Linked DNA regions of Homo sapiens: all the other regions are linked to region 1. The links are chromatin contacts, found by Hi-C or POLR2A ChIA-PET in ENCODE. All regions are on one chromosome and are shown on one strand. The core of a region is the stretch at or near the end of the contact, and the rest is flanking DNA. Distances in the headings are between cores, read along the strand shown.

What was found. A loop is a pair of places that touch in the nucleus more often than their neighbours do. ChIA-PET counts read pairs that join two places held with the same protein, here RNA polymerase II (POLR2A). Pooled maps may share reads with other maps.
Region 2: a loop to region 1 is called in a map of spleen, with 6 times the contacts of the local background. The contact joins the enhancer-like site here to the promoter of DUSP10 in region 1. A Hi-C loop is called at or near these places in 3 of 168 maps with a recorded cell type or tissue (endothelial cell of umbilical vein, mammary epithelial cell and spleen), 1 of 37 single-sample maps with no recorded cell type and 10 of 50 pooled maps.
Region 3: a pooled map shows a loop between it and region 1 (3-fold over the local background). The contact joins the promoter of LINC02817 here to the promoter of DUSP10 in region 1. A Hi-C loop is called at or near these places in 2 of 50 pooled maps. POLR2A ChIA-PET finds 5 or more read pairs at or near these places in 2 of 52 experiments (OCI-LY7 and PC-9).

Annotation. Positions count from the first base shown.
Region 1 is chr1:221,740,378-221,744,182 of GRCh38, reverse strand. It overlaps DUSP10 (dual specificity phosphatase 10), which reads left to right and starts at 2,094. Exons shown (of 4, transcript NM_007207.6): 1 at 2,094-2,202. RefSeq lists silencers at 858-1,337, 3,058-3,107 and enhancers at 1,111-1,748, 1,558-1,757, 2,088-2,277, 1,749-2,386, 2,387-3,024 and 1 more.
Region 2 is chr1:221,262,987-221,266,791 of GRCh38, reverse strand. No RefSeq gene overlaps it. Among named protein-coding and RNA genes, the nearest start is that of LINC02817, 71 kb to the left of the region's middle. Within about 2 kb of position 2,194, at least 2 of the 41 ENCODE cell types and tissues checked have a DNase peak (open chromatin) inside an H3K27ac peak, as active enhancers do.
Region 3 is chr1:221,334,437-221,338,241 of GRCh38, reverse strand. LINC02817 (long intergenic non-protein coding RNA 2817) reads left to right here and starts at 1,946. Exons shown (of 2, transcript NR_024236.1): 1 at 1,946-2,379. The region is part of intron 2 of LOC105372932 (a long non-coding RNA gene); the gene reads right to left. RefSeq lists an enhancer at 1,617-2,816.

The DNA.
Region 1 (3,805 bases), core at 845-3,344:
CCCTAAAATGTATAAAACCAAGCTGGACCCCAACCACCTTGGGCACGTGCTCAGGACCTCCTGAGGGCTGTGTCACAGGCCATGGTCACTCATATTTGGCTCAGAATAAATCTCTTCAAATATTTTACAGAGTTTGACTATTTTCGACAACAGACGTTACACAAAATCCTCTCCTATGTAAGACTATCGGATGTGTACGTGATGCCCGTCGTAACACTGGTGTGAAAAGCTGGACTGGGGGGTATGTGCCTGCATGTAAGTGGAGGTGCCCAAGGGGATTTCTCTTCACAGCTCATTGAGCATAGCTGACTTGCTAGCTATGGTCTGACACCTCCTGATTTCAGATCTGCCCTGAAAACAATTACATGAATATGCCCCTGCTACTCAGTATACTACTAGGCTTGGAGTCTGAAGTAGACCTCCAAACCCCATCCAATCAGGTAAGGGAGAAAAACGATAGCCCAACATTCCCTAGTGCTCATAATGTATTATTCCATTATTTCACTTTTTATCCCTTCTCTCACAGATAAGAAAAGAAAAAGCTCTACTTCTTTAGGGTTCTTGGACGTAGACTCTCCACAGTTCATCTGGGGTTGTTCATCTCCACTTCTTTTTGTATCCCAGGGCAACTTTCCTGCAGTTTCCCTAATGAGAATATTTTCCGGACTAGGCAAGGGGCGGCTTGCCCCGCCCCCTACTCTTCTCCCTGATCAGGAGCTGCGGCCAGCTACCTGGCGCCGGCCAAAGTCAGGGGAGCGGGGAGAGGCGGCGTCACCTCCTCCACGCTCCTCCGGCCCCATTCAATCTAGCTATTTGCACTCGGCTCTGGCTCTTTTCCGCCAGCTGCGGCTGTTCCAGAAGCGCCGGGCTGCCGGTCCTGGCCTCGGCAGGGGCCGTGCGGGACCGAGGGGTGGCGGCCGAGGCATGTGGGGCGGGTGGGTTGCGCGCTGCTGGCACGGCGCGGGGACCCAGCGCGCCAGGCGGGAAAGGGGGGCGGCGGCGGGCGGGGACCCAGACCCGGAGGGGCAGCGGGCGCGTAGCGGGCCCCAGGACGCCCGGCCAGGGGATTGGCCTCTGCACCGCTGCTCAGGGCGCGTCCCTTGCCGCCTCTGGCGTCGACTCAAGCCTCCTCCTCCGAGCAGCCCTCAGTGGCGCCGCCTTAGTGCTCTGGGTCGAGCCCCGGGAGGGTTAGCCTGGGGACGGCAGGGGCGTGACCGTGGCGCGGAAGTAGGTGAGCAGCAGGGCGGCGCGCGGCGGTCAGGCCGGGACAGCCAGAGGGGCAGCGACATCTGCGGGCGGGCGGGCGGGAGGCGGACGCTTCCCGGGCGGAGCAGGGCCCTCCGGAGGACGCAGGCCGCGTCGAGGCTGAAGGGCCTCCCTGTCCGGGACGGTCAGCTGCCAAGTTCGGGCCCTTAGCGCGTGGCCCCGGGCCGCGGCTCGGAGCGGAAGCGTCGCCCCTGGCTGCGCGCTCATGCTGGTCCTAGCGCAGAAGACCCGGCGAGGTCCGCGAATTTTGGCTTAGCGTTTGTCAAGTCACCTCGAGCGACTCGGAGAGAACCCGGCTTTCCCACTAGGGACGGTGATCGCAGTCTCTTTCCTTTAGAAAGTTACTCCGATACTTTTGATCATCTGTCCATAGTAAGGAGGAAAAATAGCGTGGTTTGTCCCCGGGTGAGGGAGTGTTGGAGGATCCCGTCCAGTGGGAAGAGCCAGTTTTAGCGGAGCAGCGCGTCCAGCCCGCTGACACTTCAGCCTGGTAAAGGGTTAACTGCATCCTGCCGGTTCGGTTTACATGTAAATAGAGAGCAGCTGCTCCGCGCGGCCCCGGCTGGCTCTTTTAAGTTTTTGATTGGTTGCCAATGACATCACCGCCCGTGTTTTAACACCGAGGACCCAGAGCAGCTTCGGATAAACCCTCCTTAAAGAGATGAGGCCACGCCTTCTTACCCGCCCCCTAGGCTGCCCATTGGTCGCGGGGCTCTGTGAGGTAGCGGTCGGCTTTCTCCGGATTCTTATTGGCCCAACCCGCCGTCGGTCGGCGGCGAGTCCGCCCCCTCAGAACCTTACATTTACAGTGTAGCAAAAGAGAAAGTAACTATGTTGCTGCTGGAGATCAATGAAGCCGAGTGAATGGGGGCTGAATGTGCGAGTCCATAGCTGAAGAGGAGCGCCAGATGGTGGAGGAATACACTTATTTATGAAGTAAGTGGAAGTCACCGCGACTACTCCTGAGAGCCCGGGACTGGAGGTGGAGGATTGTAAGGCGGTGCTTGTGTGAGTGTGAGTGTGTGTGTTTGTGTGTGTGTATCTGTGTGTGTGTGAGAGAGAGACAGAGACAGAAAGATAGAGATGCGATGCTGACGGAGGAGCTACAGCAGGTAGGGTTATAAGGTTCCGGCCGTTGGCTCCTGCTACCCTGTGCGTTTACTCCCTGCAGTCTACTTGGATTTGGGGCGAAGAAAAAATGAGGTTTGTTGGGATGCTTTGCGGCAGTTTTAAATGCTCGGGGCTCATTAGTGCGCTGTGTGCCGAGGAGTGAAGCGGGGGGCGGGGGGATGTTAAGTGCTCCAGGAATGGGGAAGAAGCATTCTCTAACCACTTAATTTTCTCTCCAGCTCTTGCCTAGTGGTGGAAGGGAGAGGGGATAGCTCAGTATTTCTCTGGGAGATTTTCTGGGCCAGACTGGATGGTTTCACGGGCAGTATGTACGCCCGACCCTCTGCTGCAGGGATGCAGGTCTCTCTATACACTCCGTGTGTGTGTGTGTGAGCCTTGAACTCTGTGTGGAGGTGGGGGTCCCAGCGCGTGTCTCTGTGAACACGCTTATGCGTCCCTCTCAGAAGAAATGGTATGTTGATCCTGGACGTGTCCTACCAGGTAACACAATAGCAAAGACTTTCACCGCTTGGTCCAACCGGGAAACAGTTATAGCTTCTGGAATAGAACTCGCTCTTCAGAAAAAATACTACGCAAGGGAAGGGGGGTTGACTCCTTCGCTCCCATCCAAAGGTGGGTGAGAGAAACCCGAGTCGTTGGAGATCTGCCGACGTGATGGGTGCGTGCCCCGTGTGCGCGCGTGAGTGTGGATTCCGCCTGTGACACTTTGGTTCTGTGTCAGAGAATGGTGACGGTCGTGTGTAGACGGATGAGAATGGTGACGGTCGTGTGTAGACGGATGATAGATGGCATTTTTCCTGATAGCTCTTAAAGTTCGTTTAGGTGAGCGTCTCTTGGCGTGGGGTTTGGCGTCTTTGCTATGTGCATGTCTAATAGAAGAAGAAGAGTTAGCAAGCCTGAGTTGTAGAGTGCCCCTGTGCCTACAGGAGGAAGGAGCTGTCTTTTTGCAGACACTCTGAAATCAGAGATAGATCCGGTGGGCAACAATTCACTGTCCCTTTCAACGAGTACAGGCTAATTGGGAGGTCCTCTTTACGGAATCAGTACTCTTGAAGGGGGGATATCTGTATGGGATTGAAACCTTATACAACGTGGCTGCCTCCCATTGAGAGAAGCTCTAGGATGCACAGTCTGTGCCAGCCAGGGAGATGAAGAGGGGAGGAGAGCCCAAGTTGTCCTTTCCAGGCAGGAATGAGGGCGGGGGCAGGTGAGAGAGCAAAGGGTGAGGGATTTGCCGGGGCTGGGGTTTCCAGGTTTCCAGATCTGGCTCCATGGCTTGAGATTTCGTTTTAGGACACCAGTTAGTAGTGAAAAGGGGAAATGCAGATTAATTTATAAGAGGCCAAAAGACAACATGTGAGGTTTTAGTATGACTATGTTGTGCTTTTCAAAGGACCCCAATAGAGAA
Region 2 (3,805 bases), core at 945-3,444, 480 kb after region 1:
GGCCTTGATGATGTTTACAACTTCTGAAAACCCCCTACCTCAATCCCTTCCTCCGATATTATTTCAAAGGCACAAAATCTGGGCTTTTACAAAAGTAAGCCTCAACGACGTAGTTCAAGCAGATGGTCCATGACCCCATCTTATCCAAATGTCAAGCCTTTTCCAAAATCAGCAGATCATGACTCATTGGTGGATCACAAAATTCATTTATTGGTTTGCAATAAGCATTTTTTTAAAACAAAATGAAATAAAAATAAAACAAAATAGATTTGGAGATATCAGAGTTTATCACACACTGGTAAGTAAGAGAAGTTTCATTTTGGGTAACTTTTATTTCAGTTGTGTTTAGTCTCTGTGCACTATGTTCCAATGTGTTTCTTATTTTTATGCATTGATGGATTTCTTGGAGATGGGTGTCAGAATTAAGGAACTCGTAAGGAACTAACTTCTTTTGTAACCTAGGCCAATATAAATTGATACCCTGATATTAATTTTGTTCAGGGGTTGCCTAAATCTTTTTAGCAGTACTGATCCACCTGTGACAGAGTTTAGGATCTAAAATTAATTTATCAAAAGAGCGAAATCCAAAAGTCCAAGGGGAATGGTGTCTGACTTCTCCATTAGTGATTTCTTGTATAGTTCCTGTCTACAGCACCTATCACTTCATCCTCGGTATTCTTCAGTAAATTTAAGAGGGCTTTACAACTTGATGGACGTTACAAGAGTGTTAGGAGAACCCAACACAGGTGTTTTTTTAAGTGGTGCTTTGAAACCCACGACTCCTAAGTTTCACAAGGATAAGGTCCATGATTTTCTCAGTTATCCCATATTCCCAACCCCCTTAGTCACTCTGCATTCCCAAAGCCCAGTACAGTGCCTGGTACATTACAAGAGCTAATTAATATTTGCTGAATGAATTAACAGTAAGTGTAGCTCCAGATGCCAAAGCAAAATGAGGATTTCCCTCTGTATTCTACTGGTTTTTATTCAGTATAAGAGTGAAAAACTCAGCTAACTTTTTCTCTGCCAGAAATATCCCTAACAGTACAAGAACAAATTCAATGACACCACAAGGAAACAATCAGTCAAATGTACAGTATGAAATATTTCTATAGACAAAAATCTTGGTATAACCAACAGATCTATGGCATAAAACTAGAGAAGGAGAAGGAAGAGGAGGAGGAGGAGGAAGAGGAGAAGAAGGAGGAGGACCTGTTGCAAAACAAAAGAGACTTAAGGAAAAAACAACTAATGCAATGAGTGGGTCTTGTTTGGATTCTGAACTAGTAAAAAAAATATTGAGGTAATCAGGAAAAAAATTAAAATGGACTAGGTATTAGATGACTAAGGAATTACCATTAATTATGTTAAGTGTGATATTGGCATGGTGATTATGCTAAAAATAGAAAGCTCTTATCAGCTAGCAAAGCATGCCAAACTGTTTACAGAGAAAAAGACACATCTGTCATTTGTTTTTAAATCTCCAAGCAAAAAAGACAGGCATGTGTGAGAAGAGGATTTGATAAAATAAGATTGGCCAAATGTTGATTAATGTGAAAGTTAAAGGACAGGTACCTTGAGGTTCATTACAGTATTTTCTCAAGTTGTATACATATTTGGAAATTTCCATACTAAAAAGTTATATAGAGTTAGACCTAGCGGGTTACAAACGACAACGTAAAACTTCAAGACTATGATTTCATGCTGTCTTGTGTAATCATATTCCAGGAGGACCCAAGACAGCATTTACTGGGCTTTGTATGCCGACTTTGAACAGTTTCCAAATGTGGTAATCTGATGTAACTTGCTCATTATTTTTTAAAAATAAAAGATCATACGTGCTGTTAGAAGCATCAAAACTTCATTCTATTCATCTGGAGCAAAATGTTCCTCCCAATACAGCTTTTCCTTGAAAGAGGAGGAGGGCAGAGAGAGCCTGGGGTGAGAGGTCGGAGAGGAGAAACGACCATTGAGTTTTCTACTTTCCGCAGAATGGCAAGATCCTTGGGGAGACAGTAAATTGAAATTAAGGCTGTTTCAGGCAGCCTACAGGATGTGCCTGCAAATGTTAGACATATCGAAATGGTGAAAAAGTCTGTGTGTGCCCATTCATATGAAGTGAATGCCTTGTAATGTGCTCCAGCCCCTGGGAATGGTGGCTGGATTGAGAAACGGAGGCCGGAAGAATGGGATGGATTTGACATAAGTACTTTTAAGTGCTCTGAAGGCTGGGCTCCTCCCTGTGGTTTAACAGCAAAGTCCACTGGGAGCTACAAGGAAAGAGCTGAGTGAATCCCTACAGCTTTTCGTTTTAAGGATAACAAACCTTAAAACAGGTGTGAGCTCAGAAAGATCCTTTTTCTTCTTGTTTTTAGAGTCTTCTGTAACCAGCCAGCTCTCTGTGTATTATTATCATTCCACAGAATGAGGTCTGGGGTAGGGGAAGGGAGGAGAGGAAAGAGAAGCTGAATAAACAAAAATTGCTCCGAGTGACTAATATTCATTAAGTCCACTGGTTATGCGCTATGAAATTTATTAAACTGTGGTTTCCAAGAGAATGTATTAGCGCAGCTAATGAACACAAATAAAAAAGAGGCCTCCAGGAAATGGTTTCCTGGACCTAGATGAGACTGGTGAGTAATGTGACAAGACATTAAAATGTTAAAAGCTTCTATTTTAGTCTAGAAGGCTGATTATTGGAAGGGGTTGCCTTCAGTGGGGGAGGGGAGGTAGGAGAGAGAATGAGAGTCTAACTTGTGTGAAGGAGCTTAAAGCTTTGCATTTGTATTCACCAGGCAAGGAGGCTCTGTGCTGAAGGCCTCTGAACTTCAGTGCTGCCATCTGGTGGAGAATGAGCTTGAGATACTGTAGAAAACGATGGCAGCCGCCATCTTTAAGATGTCAGGAATTGAAACACAGGACACAGAAATACTTCACTGTTTCCTGAGTGGCACCAGTGGAATCCTTTGTAACTGTGGTATCAGAAGCAAAGAAAAACACTTGCACAGTCCCTAGCTATGCAGAAATATGGCTTAAATACTGTATAAAGAAAACACAGCTATCTCATTCTGCTATTCCATTCCATCAGGATTTTAGCAATTAATTTTCATGAATTCCCACCTGCAGTCTTAGGCTGAAGTGTTAGCACTCTTAAAGACATTTGTTTCATAGCTCCCTCCAAGATGGCCAAATAGGAACAGCTCCAGTCTACAGTTCCCAGCGTGAGAGACACAGAAGACAGGTGATTTCTGCATTTCCAACTGAGGTACAAGGTTCATCTCACTGGGACTTGTTGGACAGTGGGTGCAGCCCACAGAGTGTGAGCTGAAGCAGGACAGGGCATCGCCTTACCCAGGAAGCGCAAGGGGTCGGGGAATTCCCTTTCCTAGCCAAGGGAAGCCGTGACAGACAGTACCTGGAAAATCGAGACACTCCCACCCTAATACTGCACTTTTCCAACGGTCTTAGCAAACGGCACACCAGGAGATTATATCCTGCACATGGCTCAGCAGGTCCCATGCCCACGGAGCCTTGCTCACTGCTAGCACAGCAGTCCAAGATCGAACTGCAAGGCAGCAGCAAGGCTGGGTGAGGGGTGTCTGCCACTGCTGAGGCTTGAGTAAGTAAACAAAGCAGCCAGGAAGCTCGAACTGGGTGGAGCCCACCACAGTTCAACAAGGCCTGCCTGCCTCTGTAAACTCCACCTCTGGGGGCAGGGTATAGCTGAACAAATGGCAGCAGAAACTTCTGCAGACTTAAACGTCCCTGTCTGACAACTTTGAAGAGAGTAGTGGTTCTCCCAGCA
Region 3 (3,805 bases), core at 697-3,196, 410 kb after region 1:
ATTATCATATGGGCTGGAACACCTTCTAAATCTAATACTTTTATGTAACCATAAAATATCAGTATTATTAACAATGAGAAACATTATTATGAATGCTTAAAATTCTCCAAATATCATGCTTTCATTTTTACATACATTATCTCTTTGAATCTTCATACTAAATCAATAAAGTAAACATAATTAGCAGCATCTTACAGATGAGAAAAATTAGGCTGTTAAGAGACTTTGTTGTGGCCACAAGGCTAGCAAATAACAAGAGGTAAAATTTAATGCACAAATTTTGAACCTCAAAGCCTATGTTCTTAAATACTACATGGTTCCACCAATAAATGTGTTTGCTAATGACTTACAGTCAATTGTACATAACATACAAACAACAAAAAATAGAAGTGAGAGGAGGGCTGAGTTGTAGTTGTGTCAAGGGCCCCACGATCCATTTAGTTCCATGAGTCCATGATGGCAGCCAGCTGTGAGCTGGACATGAAGGAGTTTCACTTCCAGTATCTGAGTATAAAACCCTGGGAAGGACACAAGCCAGAGGAGCAAAAGGCACCAATAGTTTGGAAACATGCACCTTATTTAGAGTCAGCCTTTTCTTCTGGTGGGACTTCCCCTGGCTTGGAGTTACTTCCACTGAGCACTCAAGATGGGATCACACTCTGATGATGCTTGTCCCAGATTCCAGAATTGCCACGATCTGCTCCCATGTATTGATCCCAGCAAGCTTAATACTCAAGGCATAAAAGCTTTGACTTCACTAACTAAGCCAGCATTTCTCCTAAGAGGCTGGATGGATGCTTTGATATTGAATGAAAATATCTGCATTTCATAATTGTACAAAGGCAAAAGAGTGATGGATAAAGATGGAATCTAAACACAAATATTTAAATATCTCAAGCTTGTATTTGTAACAATGATGCTATCAGCATACGGTTTGTGTGTTTATGCTTTGGAGGGAAGCAGGCAGGAAAACAGTGCCTTTTCTTCGGAGGGCAGGATAGTATCATCATTGTACTGCATCCTGAGGCTACTAGCATTCATTGGAGAAATATTGAGGCACAGGCACAGAGAGAGGCTGAAGAATAAAATGGTTACAACCAGTTTGTGCTAACCCCCAGCCCCCTAGCTTGTTGATGGAAAAATCAGCCAAATGACTCTCTGTTGACCTAGTCTTTGAGAGGAAGGTATTAGGTGGCAGTTATTCCTAAAAAGAGGTCACTATTAAAGACGACAAAAAGCAGCTGGTAGAGTCATTAACCACGGTGGTTTCAAAGCTTTGGTATTAATATAAAACGTAGTGCTTGTTTTAAACGTAACCCAGAATTCTAGAAAAGACTAAGAGACTAAACAGTCTCTGCAGATGTAAGAAAGTCTTATTTGAGAAGATACGTAATCACATATAAGGATAGTTTTTACTTTTTAAAACTGTCAGCTGAGAAGCTCACAAAAAACCTCAGAGCAGCTGATGGCAGGTAAGTCTGATTATTTCCCTGCAACAGAGAGAGAAACTGAGGCCTGGAACTCTACAAAAACTGTCTCCGAAACTCTTGGTGACAGAAGATGTTTCTGCAAATGGGTACTGCATGACACATAGGGCCCGGGGCACCTTAAAGAGAGAATCTTGATTTTTTTGAAAATGAAGGTAAATTAAAAATAAAACATATTCTTTTTGTAGAACATGAAGTAACTTTTGAATTCAGTTTATATGTTAAATGGCCCCAGTTTATATGTTGAACAGCCCCCAGGGGCAGTGCCATTGAAGGGGCTGGCTCAGGGTGGCCGGTCATTCTGACATTGTTCCCAGTTCTCCAGTATTGACCGTATCAGGAGAAAGGTTTTCACTTTCTCTTGGATCCTGACATCAGGGGGGAAAAATGCAGTGTCATAGAAAAAAAAAAAAAGTAAAGATCAGCAGACAAGAGGAAAAGTAACTGGTGAGTTTTGGATTTAGAAAAGTTTTGGATTCATCTGTTTATGAGGAGGAAAAGAGGCCAAGAAAAGGCAGCAATTTGTCCATGTGCTTAATTAGTGAGTGGCAGTGGCAGTAACCTGGTCTGCTGAGCTCCCTGGACTCCCTGATCCCAGCTCAAAATAGTTTCCAGTTTTCATCTGCCAGTTGCTTCGGAGGCTTTTCTAAGGAAGACAGTTCATAAAATGACCCAGAATTCATCCTCCTTAGGTGATAGGATCATTACTCCTTATACACCCCCTAGGTCTCAGCCTATGAACAAACACTTGTTTGTTTCTCTGTCTACCCTGTTCCAAACCACCGAACTGGATTTTGCCAACAAGAAGAGCTGTTTCCTGTGCCTGCCCCTGAGAGCTGATGGCTTCCCAGAGATGCCTCACAGTCCTGCGCAGACAGAGAGAATGCAGAAGGCAAGTCTCCTGGGGCCACTTGTGGACTCACGGTTTATAACTTCTTGGTTTTTTTATTGTTGTTGTTTTTTAAAGTCCTAACCCTTAGGCCACTGGCTAACTGATTTATCTTCCCTGGGCAGTGCTTGCCAGAGAGCGGTCACTATGGCCAGAAAGGGGAGGGGCTGTGTCTAAACTGGAATGTTGGAGGTTTTTAACATTTTATCTCTGTCACTCCCTACTGTAATCTCCATCTAACCGCAAAAATGTGGTAGCTTTGATCCACTGATGCTATCTTTCTCTATGTCCCCATACCCTTTCAGGAAGGAGCCTTCAATTCTCCAGACTGAGCTGCAGTACAACCTCAATACTCACCATAGTGAATTTCTCAGTCTTTTTCTCTTTGCTCCATGAAAGCACCCTGAATCTGAGATCTGGTTCAAAGGCTTTCTCCATTCAATCACTACTGGCTGATTAGGCAATGGCAATTTGAGCAATCTCTCTCTCTCTCTCTCACACACACACACACAGACACACACACACACACACACCAGTTTTCCACCACCAAAGGTCTCTTTTGTACAGAACAGTGACTCATTGTTGTGACAGTTTCTGCATCACTAAATGGAAACAATTGTAAGACATCCTCATCTTCCCAGGGCATGAGCTGCTTCAAAAACAGAGAAGCACAAAAGAAAATATTTGTATCTGGCAGTTTTTGCCATTCAGTCACCTGCTTTCCTACTTGGGTTCAGGAGCTGGCTTGATTCCTGCTGTCACCATGCTGGTTATGTGACTCCACTGTCTCCAAGAGACTCCCTTGATGGGGAACATGATTTTGCAACAACCATCCCTTGCGCTTTCTCCTCTTTTCTGGATGGAAATGAAGCATTGCTACCCTATGGCTTAAAGCAGGAGTCCCCGTCCCCAAATGCCACAGACCTGTACCAGTCAGTAGCCTGTTAGGAATCGGGCCATACAGAGGAGGTGAGTGGAAGGCGAGGAAACATTACCGCCTGAGGTTCGCCTCCTGTCAGATCAGCCACGGCATTAGATTTTCGTAAGAACGCGAACCCTATTGTGAACTGCGCATGCCAGGGATCTAGGTCACGTGCTTCTTACGAGACTCTAATGCCTGAGGACCTGAGGTGGAACAGTTTCATCCCGAAACCATCCCCCACCCAACCTCATCCATGGAAAAAATTGTCTTCAATAAAATCGATCCCTGGTACCAAAAAGGTTGGGGACCACTGGCTGAAAGAATTTAGACTAGGGGCTGCCAGTCCATGTTAACATGTGTTTAGTTTCCCCTCGGATGACTGCCCAATAAACTACCTGAGTGCCCTAGAAATCATAGTTACAGAGGCTCAAGGGTGATGACAATGTTCCAAGTCTCCATCTGTCCCCTTTAGTTCATTCAAGAAGTCTTTTCCCTAATGAGAAGAAA